Linked DNA regions of Homo sapiens: region 1 is linked to region 2. Evidence: read pairs that join two places in POLR2A ChIA-PET (ENCODE). Cell type or tissue: OCI-LY7. All regions are shown on one strand. Links, peaks and the distances in the headings refer to the core of each region. The heading gives the core; the rest is flanking DNA.

Evidence for each region. Peaks named below come from ENCODE experiments on the same cell type or tissue, not always from the same donor. Only the 100,000 strongest peaks of a DNase experiment are listed, where the experiment ranks them.
Region 1: POLR2A ChIA-PET joins it to region 2 with 9 read pairs; 1 of 35 experiments calls an interaction of 5 or more read pairs at or near these places.

What each region holds. Positions count from the first base shown.
Region 1 is chr7:157,006,728-157,014,807 of GRCh38, forward strand. MNX1 (motor neuron and pancreas homeobox 1) reads right to left here and starts at 3,936. Exons shown (of 3, transcript NM_005515.4): 1 at 2,933-3,936. The coding sequence starts at 3,623. MNX1-AS1 (MNX1 antisense RNA 1 (head to head)) reads left to right here and starts at 4,130. Exons shown (of 2, transcript NR_038835.1): 1 at 4,130-4,580. It overlaps MNX1-AS2 (MNX1 antisense RNA 2), which reads left to right. Exons shown (of 2, transcript NR_147077.1): 2 at 150-393. RefSeq lists silencers at 3,098-3,147, 3,158-3,227, 3,738-4,347. In OCI-LY7, for the core only: no CTCF peak of the experiment used is centred there; DNase peaks (open chromatin) are centred at 4,024 and 4,724; H3K4me3 peaks cover 1,826 bases.
Region 2 is chr7:156,776,899-156,784,978 of GRCh38, forward strand. All of the region lies in intron 5 of LMBR1 (limb development membrane protein 1), which reads right to left. Among named protein-coding and RNA genes, the nearest start is that of LMBR1, 110 kb to the right of the region's middle. RefSeq lists enhancers at 7,256-7,305, 7,606-7,675. In OCI-LY7, for the core only: no CTCF peak of the experiment used is centred there; a DNase peak (open chromatin) is centred at 4,013; H3K27ac peaks cover 670 bases.

The DNA.
Region 1 (8,080 bases), core at 1,537-5,536, 230 kb after region 2:
CCCCAGCGCCAAGGCCTGGCCCTGCAGAGGGCGGGGCTGTTCCCTCACTATCAGTGCCCACTCCCCAAGGAATGCGGACTCAGGACCACCAAGTGGAAATGGATAGTTTGGAGTTAATGAGACCAATTTTTTTTTTTTTTTTTGTCTAGGAGACGTCTGAGTGTCCCTGTTAAACAGGGCCCATCGCAGGAGGCTTCCTCTCCACAGGAGCCGGCTTTGGTAGCAGTGGATTGACCCAGAGGCAAGAGGAGAACTGAGGCCAGTCGGGGGCCAGGAAGGGAGGTTCCGGGAAGCCCAGGAGTTGAAGGCTGCAGTGAGCGAGACTGCACCCCTGCACTGTACCCTGGGTGACACAGCAAGACCCCATCTCTCAATAAATAAAAAATAATAAAATAATAAAATAAAGGAGCAGTGAGTGATGAGAACCAAATCTCTCCCCCTCTCCTCACTGCGCCTTCCTAGAGATTCAGGCTCAGATCCAAACAGGTCTGGGAAGAGCTGGTCCTGCTGTTCCAGGTCTCCCTGCACTGCCTCCTTAAGACAGAAAAGGAGGAGGAGGAGGAGAAAAAGAGGAAGGAAGGAAGGGAGAGAGGGAAAGAGGGAGGGAGGAAGGAAAGAAGGAAAGAAGGAAGGAAGGAAGGAAGGAAGGGAGGAAGGGAAGGGAGAGAGGACAGGTGGAACAGGACCAAACCCAGGGTCCAAGTCTGTGTATTCACCAGGGACCCTCCCACCTTCCAAATGTTTTCCTTGGCATGCCCCCTCCTCAGGGTGCGGGCGGCAGGGGCAAGGCCTGAGGAGACTAGAAGCCTTTTCAGGACAATTCTCATTACGCAAATTACAGGCAGAGGCGCAGGCAGGATCCGGTTCTCTGTGTGTTCAAGGAGGCCTGCCCGGCTTTATTTACATAATTTCGCACGGTTACATCACAGAGAATTTTATGACCTCAAAACGAGACTTCCCTTGATTTCCCAGGAGCCTGACAAGTGTTGGACAATAAAAGAAAGAAAGCAAAGGAAAGAAAGGAGGCCAGCCCCAGGCCTGGATGAGCTCAGGTCCCCCGGGATGGGCAGTTTGCTTTAGAGGATGGCCCACGCCCCCTGCTTTAGTCAAACAAGGCCCCGAATTCCCAACTTGACAATACATTAGAACTTTAATTAAACCACTGGCTCCGGAGGGACCATTTGGGAAATGCCATCCAACAGGCAGAGACAACCAATTAAAGAAACCAAACAGGTTTTCCCCGGACCAGCGAGGAGGACTTCTCAGAACACATTCCGCCGTCTTTGGCACGGTTATGCCTGCCCTTTTGGATTGCCAGGTGCAGATACCTCTTCTGAACTTAAGACTGGTTGTGTTTAAAATTTGGCCAACTCTAGGTCAACATTTGGAATCAGAAATAGGCAAGGTGTCTCACTTTAATAAATTTTCTGAGTGACCCTGGGCTCCACGAAGCTCCAGAAAGCACCCCTAGGAGGCCTAGGACCACGGGCCCCCGGGGCTGGCCAGCCCCCTCCGTGGGCAACTTAGCGTCCTTGGCTCTGGGAAATGCAGGTCATATTGGTGGCTTTCTATCAGAAGGGATGGGCCCTGGGTCGGCACCCTGGGTTTAAGCCCAGGCTGGCAGGGGATTCGCAGACGCAGACGTGTCTGAGGTGAGGGGCAGCTTTCCCTCTTCCAGCCAGTCAGTAGGGCTGACTCTCCCAGGTGAGGGATGGGTGACCACTGGGGCCTTCTTGGAGCTGAGCTAGGAAAGCCTGGGGCGGCTGTGGGCAAACAGCCTTCTGCAGGGATTCTTCTCACCCTCTTGTGACTTCTCCAGCCTCTGGGGTCCTAGATTTTCTCTGTTTAGTCACAACCACAGCTTCCAGCAAAGGAATCTGAATTCTGGAGTGTTTATTTCTGTTTTCTTTTTTGCTTTTCCCCTGCTCTGCCTGCATCTCCCCAGTCTAAACAAATCCACTCAGACAGAAACAATGGGGTCTCTTTGTTTGGGTGTTCGGCGGCTGAAAGCGTTGAGCCATATACATCTGCTCGGCCCGACTCATAAGTAGCTGACCCCGATGGGGCGAGCGGGGAGAGCCAGAGCCCCAGAGAGCCAGAGCCCCGGAGCCCCAGCCCGGAGAGTCCGCGTGTGCCAGGAAAGCCTGAGGGGCCCAGGCCTCTGGCGAGGTGTCCCGCCCGGATGGAGAGGAAGCTGCCCGAAGCCCAGCGGCTCTGGGGTGGGGAGAACAGGGGCTCCCTCGGCCCCACCTTGGAGGGGCATTCGTTACCTTGTTGGGCGCCCAGGATTCCAGGGCAGGCACCTACTGTTGAGAGTCCCCCCATAGCTGGTTCAAGCCAGGCCACCTGCCTCGGCCATCGCACCCCGGATCCAACGCCCTTCCAGAGGAGGGCAGCGCCCTGGTAAGAGCCGGGGGTTCCCTGGGCCTTGGCCTTGCCTCCCCGGGCCTCCGAAGCCCATTTCTCTTGTTTGCTGCTCCTGAAGCACTCCCTCTCCCTGGAGGGGCCGCGGGTCTCTCTAACGCCCCAGTGGGGGACCTGGCCCAAGTTCCTTTCCCCGGTGATAAGCCCTGACCCCCATTCCCGGGCCTGCCTAATTCAGGGCGCTCTCGGCTCGCCTTCCCCCGGCGACTTCCTTCTCCTGCAGCCTTCGGGTTAATCATTAGATCTCAGTCTCACACCTCCAACTGCCCCTTCCCGTTAAGAGAGGAAGAGAAGGCAAGGCCTGCGCATGGCCATTTTAATAATTCGCTGCCCGTCTCATGCCTGGGGGTCCGGGCGAGTCCTCGCAGGCCCCGGGCAGAGCCGAGGCGGCTTCGCAGCTCTTCCCCCGCTCGCTGGGAGCCAAGCGCAGAGAGGGGCAGGCGGTGCCGGTGGAGGATGCGCGAGGCCCTCCCGCCACGCGCATCCACGGGGGCCGCAGGGTACTCACAGTTGAAGTCGGGCATCTTAGGCAGGATCATGCCCGCGGTGGACGCGCGCAGCCACTGGTCCAGCTGGAAGGTGCCGGCGCCCAGCTTGATGGGGTCGGCGGGGTGCGCGGGGTGCGCGCCTTGCACCTGCGGGTACGAGTAGGAGAGCGCCGGGTGCTGGCCCGCCAGCGCAGCCGCCGCCGCCGCCGCGGAGTAGCCGTAGACCGGGTGGCCGTAGAGCGCCGCCTGCGCCGGGAGGCCCGCGCCGCCCTGCGCGCCCCCAGGGTGCAGCCCCAGCGCCAGGCCCCCAGCGGCGGCGGCGGCGGCGGCGGCGGCGGCAGCGGCCGCTGCGCCCGGATGCGCGTGGTGGTGGGGCCCCCCGTGCCCGCCGCCCGTGCCGCCGCCGCCGCCGCCCGCGCCCAGGAAGCCCGGCTTGGGCAGCAGCGCGCAGTGCGCGGCCAGCAGGCGCGGCGGCGACGGGCTCTCGGCGCGCAGGCGGTCGGCGGGCGCAGCCGGCGGCTCCGAGGACGCGGGGCTGCAGCTGCCGCTAGTCCCGCCGCTCGCCCCGCCGCCGCCGCCGCCACCTCCGGTGCCAGATGCGGCGGCGGCGAGCGACGTGACCAAGGCCAGCGGCGCGCTCTGCGCAGAGGCGGCTCGTGGGGGGTCCACCGCCAGCAGGGCGTCGATGCGGAAATTTTTGGATTTTTCCATCGGCTCGTTTGGGGCTGGCGCTCAGGGCCCGGTGGCGGGCGACGCGGCCGTGTGCGGGCTCGCGGAGTCAGTGCGTGCGGTGCAAGCCCGGGGGCTCGGTATTGTTATGGTGGTTATTTGCCAATAATCAAAGTCGCCGCCGGAAACTCAGCCGAGGGTGACCATGGTCCCGGCGCCTCCTCCGTGCGGGCCCCGCCCCGGGCCGCGCTCGCACAAACTCCCACGCGAGTGCTTCCCCGCGTCCGGGCCCGGGAGCCCGGTTCTTTGCGCTGCAGCCCTCAGGCGACCGCGCGGAGGCCGCTGCCGCCGTGGTGGGGACCCGCGCCCCTCCGCGCACTTGAAGCTCAGCGCGGCTTCCGATTGGCGCGCGCAGCGGGGGCCCGGGGAGGGCCGCGGGCTCCGCCATTGGCCGAGGGGCGCACCTGTCACCGTCCCGGCCGCCCGCCGCCCCGCCCCCGCGCCGCGAGGTCCTAAGCAGCCCGGGCTGTTGCGCGGCGCTGGCGGGCGGGGACACCAACGGGGAGTGGATACTCCGAGGCTCAACCTGGGGCCTCTGCCCGCCCTCCCCTGGGTGCGGAGCCGGACGGCGGGCACTGGCAACCCCCGGGCCCCTGGAGAGCCCCGCGGCGGCCCAAGACCCGCTCCCGAGACACGTGGGCCCCTCCGGACTTGGTTGGTCCCTGGAGCCAGCTGCGCGCGTCCTCTCCGGCCTCCTTGTCGGCGCTGGAGTGGGTCCACGTCTGCCTTGCGGAGCGCGGTGGTTCCACGCTCCTGAGCGCCCACGCTGCGCAGACCTGGCCGCTCTGCGAGGCGACGGCAGCGCACTGAAGACCGTGGTGTTTCCCAAGCCCTCCCTGCTCTCGGGCCTCCAGGGCGCAGCAGGGGAGGGTTTTGTCCCCGTGGCCAAAGCTCTGCAGGTCGAACCTTATCTGCTATGGGAAGGCCCCGCATTTTCAGGTGTGTGTGCGGGGGTGTGGGGGTGTAAACGCGCATGTGAGTGTGAGTTTGGCCTCCACGAATCCTCTCTGGGAGCCCCTGCCCCAGTCAAGGCGGAGACGGTAGATCTGGGCGCTCTGGCCTGCAGAACCCAAGTCGGCTTGCAGACGTCGCCCACGTGCCTGCTCAGTGGAGCGGGTCCTCGGTGACAAGGCTCTTCCTCGCTGCCGAGGGATGCCCATGGGCTTGCGGGAGTCAAGGCCCACACACCTCGGCCCTGAAAAACCCGTGGGGCCCGGCATCCTTCGGAAGCCCTGCCGCTGCGACCCCCGGCCAGTCCCCGGGCAGGAGCGGGGAAAGGCTATGTCTCTCGTGCTGCCGGGGCCTCCTGGGAAGTGGAGAGGAAAGGGCTTCCCGTGAGTGAGCGAGGCACGGAGTGAGCATCCAGGTCTCACCCCTCCCCCACACGCACACTTCAAATATTTACAGTAAAACCACTTCCAAGGGCGTTTTTGAAGCTGAAAGAATCCACACAGGGGTCGGGAAGTCAAGCGGCATCAACACCAGGCTTTGTCAATAGCGCCATTAGACCCAGTTATCTTCCCCAGCAAGCGTGAGAACTGGGAGGGAGTTCCAGGTTCCAGGGCTTGCTATGCAGGTGAGAGGTGAATAAAGGACCGGAAGGGGCTGTGGAGAGGGGAGAGAGCCAAAGAGAAACTCAGTGCCAGGTAAACTTCAAAATTAGCACGCCAGGTTGCTACAAGAGGGATTTTTAAAAAGGCAAATATAGAGACCTTGCCACTTCTCCTCAAAAGGCTTTTGACCTAGGCGAGAGTTGATGACAGTGACTCTGTTGCCATGAGTGGTATCGTTTTCATTATAACACAGGGTAGTTCCCAGATGCACAGGACTGGTTGGAAGGTTAGGAGGATGGCAATGGATGAGTAACTGCAACTTGGAGTAAATGTGATCTGGCTTTGCAGAGCCGACCACTGGTAAAAAGAAATCCCAGGCATTCACATGGAGTTTGTCGTGCCTTTAGATGTCTTTGTGGTGACACAAATGCAGTTCTACCTCTCACTGGAGAGAGGGAAACACGCGCATTTCTTGAACACCTACTATGTGCTATGAGCTTTCTGCAATTCTCATCCGTAATCTTCACTATGACACTAGAAGGAAGATTTTTATCATCTCCGTATCTCCATTTTCTTTTCTTTCTTTTTTTTTTTTGTATTTTTGGTAGAGACGGGGTTTCACCGTGTTAGCGAGGATGGTCTTGATCGCCTGACCTCCTGATCCGCGCGCCTCGGCCTCCCAAAGTGCTGGGATTACAGGAGTCAGCCACCGCGCCAGGCGCCCCCCACTTTTTTTTTTTTTTTTTGAGATGGAGTTTTGTTCTTGTTGCCCGGGCTGGAGTGCAATGCCATGATCATGGCTCACTGCAACCTCCATCTCCCAGGTTCAAGCGATTCTTCTGCCTCAGCCTCCCCAATAGCTGAGATTACAGGCATGTGCCACCAGGCCAGGCTAATTTTTGTGTTTTTAGTAGAGATGGGGTTTCACCATGTTGGTCAGGCTGGTCTCGAACTCCCGACCTCAGGTGATCCACCCACTTCAGCCTCCCAAAGTGCTGGGATTACAGGCATGAGCGACCGTGCCCGGGCTATCATCTCCATTTTCTAGAGTACAAGTTCAGAGAGTTTGGGATCCTTGTTCCCAGCAGACAGTTTGGCCTTAGAGCTGGGAGTGGGACCAGGTCTGATTGCAGAGGCCACACTGTTCCCACCCTGCTGCCCTCAAAGCTTTCAGGTACACCTAGCCCTGAGTCCCCATCCCATCTGTTTCTTTTTGGGGAGGGAAGGATTGTAAAGGAGACCAGAGATTCTTAGCCACCTGTCCCAGGCAGGAAGCCCTAGCTGTGACTCTGCCTCCCCAGGGTAGAGAACACAGCCTTGGCCTCCTCCTCCAGGGGTTTGGCACCAAGGCTGACTTGCCTTTCTCTTCTCATCACCCCCATCTGCTGGGGGCAGATTGCTTGGTCCTGAGGTCAATGATTTAGGGAGCTGGGGGAAGGGAGTGGCTGCAGAAGAAATCTCCCAGGATGGACCTTGGAGAAGATGCTGTTCCTCTCTCCAACCAAAAATACACACTGCCAGGGTGATTTTAGTTGGTGATGGGGTGTGTAGTCTAGACTCATGACATCAGCCATCTCCTTCAACAAAATCACAGTGGGTGTTTTCTGGCTTTTTTTTTTAACTCCTAGAGGAATTAATTTCACCCCTTTTTGTTCTGTAATAACCATGGTCCAAAACCCCTTCACACCCTGTCTCATGTTTCTATTCTGCCTGAGACCTGCTGAGGACACCTCCCTGAAAACACAGACAGGACAACACGTGTGCAGGTCCTTCAGGTGTCTGTACCACCTGTGGGGCTGTGCAAGGCTGTCCGAGGAGGCCTAGCCTAGCAGCCCTGCGTCCTGTCCGGACCGCCCCTCTGGCTGAGGTGCCATTTCAGGAATCTGAAGCTCCTTATCTCGATGGATTTGTTTCTTTGTCTACAGAAGCAGGGGTTGGACCAAATGGACTCTAAGGAGCTATAGGGCCTTAAAATGATCAGATGTTCTGCTTATATTTAAGAATATGTTAATATAAAAAGGAGGTTCTCTGTAAAGCTGCATGGAGAGAGGCAGGTGTGGGGGAGAGAGGGAGCTATCTGGGAAGTGTGGATCTTTGTGTGGTTTACAATGTGTGAGGCGGAGCCTGCTGGGTCTCTTCCTGTTCCCAGTATCTGTATTGATCCAGCCCAGCTGGCTTTGGGGCAGTCTGGAGCTGGGCTTGGGTCTTGGGAAGGGCCACAAAGAGAGATCAAAGGTCTGATCCTAGTAGTGCTACCAAACCTGAGTCTCCAGGTGAGTTTTCTCTCCAGCGGCCCCAGGGGCAGAACTCAGCCCTGGAGAGTTCTCCCTGGAGCTCTTGGTTTCTCAAGACAGGCAGAGAGGGCCTGGTGCACCCTAATCAGCTGGCCCCCACCACAGCTCCTCCCTGCCCAGCGCGGGAGCCTGCTTTCTACAGGCCTCCTGTTAAGGAACTGAAGAGTGCCTGCAGCTGCCCTTCCTTCCACTACTTGGGAAGGAGATGGTGATTTCTACAAACCATCACAAAAGAAAACGCCGTTGTAGTCTGTGTCTGTTTACATCTGGACTTACACACACAACTGGGAACCCGTGAGGACTGGGGAAAAAACCTGTACATTCACATATTCACAAGATGCGAGGCAGGTATCATGCATTTATTTATCATTTAGATATTGCTTTTTTTCCATGTGAAATGGAGCAGTTGCCTGGAAGGGCACTGGGTGGCTGAAGCAGGGGGCAGATCTTGCATTTCCAAAACTGAAGCCCAGGGCCAACAGAGAGGACTTGGCTGCAGAGGGGCCCAGGCACATTAGTCCTGTCCTGCTGAAGCCATGTGGTCTTCGGGGACTCATGCAGTTCCGTTTCAATGTAAACTGTCAAGGCTTTC
Region 2 (8,080 bases), core at 1,922-5,921:
TCTCTGGCTGACTTTAGCAATTTTCACAACTTTTTTTTTTTTTTTTGGTTTTGAGATGGAATCTCGCCTGTCGCCCAGGCTGGAGCGCAGTGGCACGATCTCGGCTCACCGCAAGCTCCGCTTCCTGGGTTCACGCCACTCTCCCGCCTCAGCCTCCTGAGTAGTTGGGACTACAGGCGCCAGCCACCACGCCCAGCTAATATTATCTCTGTATTTTTAGTAGAGATGGGGTTTCACGGTGTTAACCAGGATGGTCTCGATCTCCTGACCTCATGATCTGCCCACCTCAGCCTCCCAAAGTGCTGGGATTACAGGCATCAGTCACCACGCCTGGCCTTTCACAACATTTTTTAAAATGTTTTCCTTTCTTTTTTATCTATAATCTCATCCTCTACTTCCTTCCAACTACAATTGACTTTCCTCTACCTCAGTAGGACACAGCTGAGTGGGGTCTGTGAGTCCCTCACCTTCCCTCCTCTACACCTTAGCTACTGTTTCCATTTCTAATTCTTTCGTTCTATAAAAGAAAATACCTTGAATCCCTTTTCTCCTGTGGCCCAATCTCAGATGTTCATCTTCTCACATGTCATATCAGTGCTTCTCAAATGTCAACCTGCATCATAATTACCAAGGGGCCTGCCAGTTCCTGAGCATCAACCACAAAGTGGTGACTCAGTTGATTCTGATGAAGACGGTTCACAGATATACTGCTCAGTTTTTACCTAAGTGATCTTGCCTCTTCCAATAGCCAACAACTCTGAAGTTTATATCTTTAGTCCAAATCTTACTGCTGTGGCCAAGAACCATATACACCAACTGCCGTCTTTCATTAGACATCTCACCAGTACCTTAAACTTAATTCTAAGACCAAACTCATCATTTTATTCTCTATCTCTGCTCCTCCTTCAATATCACATACCTGAAAACATGACATCATTACCCACTTTGTTGTTTATGCCAGATACTTTGGAAACACCCTTGTCACCTACCTTTCCTGCTGAACCCCATACCCTACCCCCACCATACACCCTGAGCCTCGGTCCAGTCAAACACCAAGTGCTTCTGATTCTACTGTGTAATTACAACTCAAATTCATCCCTTCTTTTCCTACTGCCACCATACCCATCCAAGACGATGATTTTTCTATTATAGGTACACAAATAATAACAAGAACTGTCTGAAATACATACTCACATGTTTAAGCAGTCCATTCAGAAACATTTAGCCAAAAGAACTCTCTGTAGTCAATCATATAAATTGTTCAAAAAGTTATTTCAAATTAGTCAATATTTCTTTTGAAAGTCAGTAAATAACTCACAAAAAGAAATCTGCTCATTTCTAGTTATCGATCTACATTACAAGAGTAAATCAACAATACTAATAGAAAAGGCTGCCACGGTACAAGCCATCAAAATTATTTAATATGATTATGCTTGTCCTATGAAATATTAAGATAACTGATATAGTAAGAAAGAGCTGTTATTCTGACTTAATCCACTGGGAGGCTAGGATAGTTAAGTTTTCCCTTTTGTTAATTTTATTTTCTTTCTGTGATTAAATGAGACAAAACCTGTCCAACTTAAAATCAATTAAATACCACATGCGTGAGCTTTACATAAACCTTTTAAAAAGATAAATATGTTCATTAAATGCAAGGTGGCAAATTTTTTACCTTCAAAAACTTTGAGCTAGAGAGAAGAGAGATGATGAGACTATAGTCAGAAATTTCATTTGTTAATTCAGCTTCCACTAGTAAATATACAAGTACTCAAAATCTATAAGCTGTTATCACTATCTTTCTTGAGATCATAAAAATATTACCAAGCTTCAAGAACACAGCCTTTATGGCATGCCATGTGTGAGATTGTTAGACTTTTGGATGCCATTCTGACTACAAAGTAATGAAAAGCATTGTGAGCACTTTTATCACCACCATTAATCACCAGCAGCACAGCATATAAGCAAAAAATATGCCGACTGCTCATTTTTCCATTAAGGGTCAGAATCAGGAGCTAGAAAGCCCCGAGGGGAAGCTTCCTATCAACTCCATTCTTGCATATACTGAGCTAAAAGATGTACCAGATGTCAGAATAACTTATTAAAATGCGCTTCAAACAACAAAGTGGCAAAACACTGTAAACAAGGAAGAAGGTCTTCATTGTTCCTCTAGTGAAAAAAGTCTCCTGAATACAAGATCACAGGACTATAAGAACTTCTATTTATTAATCAATAACTGTACTTCCTTCACCTAGTTTTGAATGCTTAGATTATGTCATATATCACCAGGATTTCATGAACTTCACAATATTTTTATTTCCCAGTATGAACACTTATCCTGCCATCCCCCACAAAAAAACCCGTTAAGTTTAAATTACTTTAGCGAAACTCCTTCCTTCTGATTAAAATTGCAGTATAATAAGCAGTCAGTATATTAGAAACACCACTGAAATTAAGTACTTTTCTGCCAATGAAACATGAGTTGTTTTGAGTAAGCTATAGAATTAATCACGTTATTTCATACCAGCATTTTTTGAAATTACAACAACCTCAATATTATAAAAGGTTAAATTCGATGAAATAGATTAGTAAAGACTAAACACTTGTAGACACACAGATTTCTTTTAGATTTAAATGGGAACTAAATGGATAGTCTACTACACTCAAATGGTTATGATATAATTGCTTCTTGGAATTTTTGTGCTGGTCAATTATACATTTAATTCACATCAATGAAGTGAAAATTACAATGTACTTACAAAAGCTCTATGGAGAAGCTGTCATGTTTCTATGGTGATGAACATTTAAACAAGGTTTTGCCTGGACATCTTGCCCTCCTGTAAGGGATGTAAAAACCACTTCATACACTATGTCTCTACCCATTAGGAAGCCTGGGAAAACTTCTACATTCACAGAACATTTAAAATAAATATCAAGCTATTGTTTTCACTTAACAAAAAGGGTCTCTCAGTAACATTAAAATAAGGTTTGCTCAGCATGGCATCAAGATTGCACCAAACATATACACAGTCATCAGGGGAAGATCGGTAGAAGTACTAATAAAGAACAGAAAATAAAAGCAGGTATTAATTATTTTATTTTAAGCCATGAAAAAACTACAAATAAGCATCTCTAGAGAGTGTCAAACATTTCTCCCTTTGCTCCCAAGTAATCATTAAGAGCATACACGAAAAAGCTTTGGTCTCACGTCAGAGAAAACGGCTTTGTGAAAAGCTTTGTTAAGGTCTATAGTAAAACAGTGAAATGTTTTTTAATATTAATATGCTATGCAGTCTATTTTATACACAAATATACTTAATGTGGTCTATACAAGATGAAAAAATTAAAACTATAAGATGCTCAAGCTGTTAAAGCTGGACAAAAAGAAAGTGCTTGGGGTAAGCTAAAATAAAAACACCAACATTGCCAGTTCATTGAATTAACATCTCCATTGCATTAAAATTTGTAGGCAGAAATTCCCCATGATATTAGACAAATAAAAATCCTCCAGATTACAAATGAATTAATACATGTTTTCAATATGTAAATGAAAGAACTGAATTATAAAAAGACTATGGTAACTAGATATCAAAATTTTTACACATAATTCTGAATTTGGGAAAAAAATATTTCTTAGTACACCAAATCACATCAAATAATTCACTGGTTCACTAGTAAGGCTCTTTTCTTCTATTTTTGTTCTAATAATTCTTCAGTTCAAAATTCATAGAAAAGAAGAAATGAGAACTAACACTTGCAGAGCTCCTACTAGTTGCTTTATACGTGCTTACTGAATCTTTGCAATATATTAAAAGGTAAATTTGATTACACATAACAAAGTTCACACTCAAAAGTGAAATAATTTGCCTGCATGCCAGAATTCACTTTCAATTCAGGTCTGTCAGCCCTCAGGGCCCTGTGCTTTCCACCCCTACCCTTCACCTCCACCCTTCACCCCCACCTCCCCAGTGACAGAAATAAGTCACAAAAGACAACACCACATGGAAATGAGGAAGTGGGGGAGAATGCTTAAAAGAAACAAGACAAACCTATGATTTTAGTAAAGGACCTAAAAGCTTCTTTTACTGGAACGTTAGTTTTCAGTTCCATAAAAGCAAGCTCATACTAAGGTCAAATGCTCAGTCTTGTAAGAAACCTGTAATGCAGAAGACCATCTTAGCCAATATCCACTTTCATTTCATGAAACACTCAGGCACAAACTCCAACAAAGATACAACAAAAGAAAGATCATTAGCATTATTACTTATTATTACAGTGAAACATAAAAGATATTAAGTTTTAAAATATAATAAAAAGCAATGCCACGTGACAATTTAGGTAATAACATCATATTGCTTATGTGGCAAATAATACTTTACACAAAAAGCACTAGAAATTCCAAAACACCACAGAAGATCCTTTATGACAGTGAACAAAATAGGAAAGATGTACATGAAAGCTTCCGGCTTCCTGCTCTCACTCCAGACTAGTCCCCCGTTAGCTCCTTTGGGCCCTTCTCTCCCAGGTTTCCACATTTCCTGCATCTCTCAATAAATAATAGCTACTTTGGGTGGGCAGGTATCAGTGCAGATGCATACATACATATTAGTATTTTATTAATATATTTATATATTTTTCCATTGAAAATCAGCAAGTTGGCATTTGGTTTTATGTATCAGCCTCTGTTTAGCTAATGTGAGCTGATCATCAAGGGATACAAATCACCCTTTTCCCTTTCTATTTTAAAATAAAAGTTTACTATTTAGCTTTACATGTCTATTAAATACCCATGGATATACTACCCAACTAGAACAAACATTACCATGACCATCCTCCCAACCAAGTCAACCTTCTGCACCAACCTACCCACAGGTAACCACAAAACACTGCCATGTTTATCATCCATTTGCGTTTTTTAAAATTGTGGTGAAATATGCATAACATAAAGTTCACCATCGTAACCATTTTTAAGTGTACAGTTCAGTGGCATTACTACATTCACACTGTTATGGTACCATCACCACCACCCATCTCCAGAATGCTTTTCATATTCACCAACTGAAACTCTGTACCCATTAAACAATAACTTCCCCCCCAATACACAATCCCTGGCAACCACTATGCTACTTTCTGTTTCTACAACTTTGACAATGCTATAGGTATCTCATTTAAGGAGAATCATATAGAATTTGTCCTTTTGTGACTGGACTGTTTAACTTAGCAAGGTTCATCCACGTTGTAGCATGTGTCATAATTTCCTTCTTTAGGGCTGAATAATACTTCATTGTATGGATATATCACGTGTGGTTTACTCATTATTCATCATACACAGTTGGATTGCTTCCACCATTTAGGTATTGTGAATAATGCTGCTATGAACATGGGTGTACATGTATGTGTTGGAGTTCCTGCCTTCAATTCTTTTAGATGTATATCCAGAAGTGGAATTGCTGGATCAGATGGTAATTCCATTTTTAATTTTTTAACAAATCGTCATATTGTTTTCCACACCAGCTCTTCCGTTTTACCTTTCCACCAACAATGCACAATATTCCCAATTCCTCCACATCCTTACCAATGCTTGCTGTTTTCTGGGTTTGGCTAGTAGTCATCCTACTAGGAGGTATCTCATTGCAGTTTTGTTTGTTTGTTTGTTTGTTTGTTTTTGAAACAGGGTCTCACTTTGTCATCCAGGCTGGAGTGCAGTGGTACAATCTCGGCTCCCTGAAACCTCCACCTCCCAGGTTCAAGCGATTCTCCCGCCTCAGCTACCCAAGTAGCTGGGATTACAGGCACACGCCACCATGCCCAGCTAATTTTTGTATTTTTACTAGAGACAGGGTTTTGCCATATTGGCCGGGCTGGTCTCAAACTCTTGGCCTCAAGTGATCCTCCTGCCTCAGCTTCCCAAAATGGAGGGATTACAGGAATGAGCCACTGGGCCTAGCCTCATTGTAGTTTTGATCTGCATTTCCCTAGTGATTAGTGATGGTGATAATCTTTTTATGTGCTTATTGGCCATTTGTGTATCTTCTTTGGATAGACTTTGGATGTCTATTCAGTTTCTTTGCCTATCTTGTAATATTTGATAGAGGAAGTTCCATCACCTAGTTCTTCAAAATTGCTCCGGCTATTCTTGGCTTTCTGCACTTCCATTAAATTTTTACTACCTGCTTGTCACATTCTATAAGAAAACTTTGCAGAATTTTTATTAGAATTGCAAAAACTCTAAAAATTATGAACACAGAATATCTATCAATTTATTTAGGTTTTCTTCAACATCTTTCTTTTTTTGAGACAGGGTCTTCCTTTATCACCAAAAGTGAAGTGCAGTGGTACAATCATGGCTCACTGCAGCTTCAAACTCCTGGGCTCAAGCAATCCTCCCACCTTTGCCTCCCGAGAAGCTGGGACTACAGGCATGCACCAACCAGGCTCAGTTAATTTTTTTTATTTTGTATTTTGTAGAGACAGGGCCTCGCTATGTTGCCCAGGCTAGTCTCGAACTCCTGGCCTCCTGCGATTCTCCCACCTCAGCCTCCCAAAGTGCTGGGATTATAGGCATGAGCCACTGTGTCCAACCAACATCTTTCAATAAGATTTTTTGTTTCCATTATTGTTTCCATAAAGGCTTTAAATATCATTCGTTAGATTTATTTCAACATACCTTAGGCTGTCTTGCTATTATAATTGATTTTCAGTTTGTTGCTGGTATTTATTGATTTTTTTAAATATATTAATCCTTGTACCCAGCATCCTTGTTAAATTTTTTTATTTGAATAATCTATTTTTAAATTCAGCTGAGCTTGACTTTCTAGTTTTATTTGCCGCTATGCAGTTTCATTAGGACTCATGTACAGGTAGTGCATGAAAACATTCCTATCCCTTCTAGACACTGCTCTTACCCATAACAGGAAAGAAAGAAGACAGCTCCTTCAATGGTGTAAGAGATCAGGCCATGTCAGCTCATCAACTTCATCATCAAAGTGTATGTGTAGAATTTGCTTCAGAAATGAAAGTCTTTTTTGTCAGATAATACCTTCGTAATTATCACTCTTCTTGTTGTATTTTGTTTATTTTTTGTTATTTTGGGTTTTTTTCTGTTTTTTTTTTTTTTACAGCATCACACTATAATACTAGCTTGCTTCTAAAAGTGGTAACCAGCTCTGAATGGTGTAGAATGACTCAGCAGCATGCATTTCTGGCAATACTGAGGACTAGATATCCTTAAGTTTTTCTGTTAAAGAAAATCCCCTAGATAATATATTAAAAGTCTCCTTGAAATATTTTTTGTCTACTAACTCTTTGAGTAATACACCGAGTTTGGGGCCTCTCACGGTGTTGGCTTTTCTCAAATGTTTGTTCGTCTTTGAATTCTCTGTTCATCTCCGTATTTAAGAACTCTTGTCCTGCTTGTTCTCCCTATCATCTCCTGCCTCTGATGATACTGAATTTAGTGAATAGATCTAGAGAGTGGACGGAGGCAGGCAGGACTAATTCTGGGAGCTGTCTTGTATGTTGGTGGACCTTTATGAGCATTAACATGAACTCTCACATCACCAGTACCCACGTTCACTACTTCAGCCCAAAGCAAATGCTACACTGCCTGCTGACTGCAGCTCCCTTCTCAGCACCCTGCTTCTGTCTGTCCCTTATGTCCTTCAGTAGCAGAGCCACATGGTTTTAATTCTCTTAAAGCCAGGTCAAAGGAGAACTTGAGGAGCGCAGACAATCAAAAATCCTAAAATCAATCTGTGAAACTGCATAATATCCTATGGGAAAATAAAATGAAATGTTAGGGTTATCTTTTATACGGGGGAAGTCAATTGTGTCTCTATTAGATAAAATTCATCTGCATTGCTCTCTACTTCCTCCAAGGTAACTCTAACTCTACACAGATGTAAAAGGGCCTAGGCAGTGGAAAGTCAGTCAAAGGCACATACTCCTCCAGGACCTGATAATCCCCAGGATCTACCACACAATGCCCAGGACTCCATTAACAGACACCTGCATCTCTTTTGCCCATCCAGGACTCCACTAACAGACATCTGCATCTCTTTTGCCCAGTTCCAAGTCTTGGACA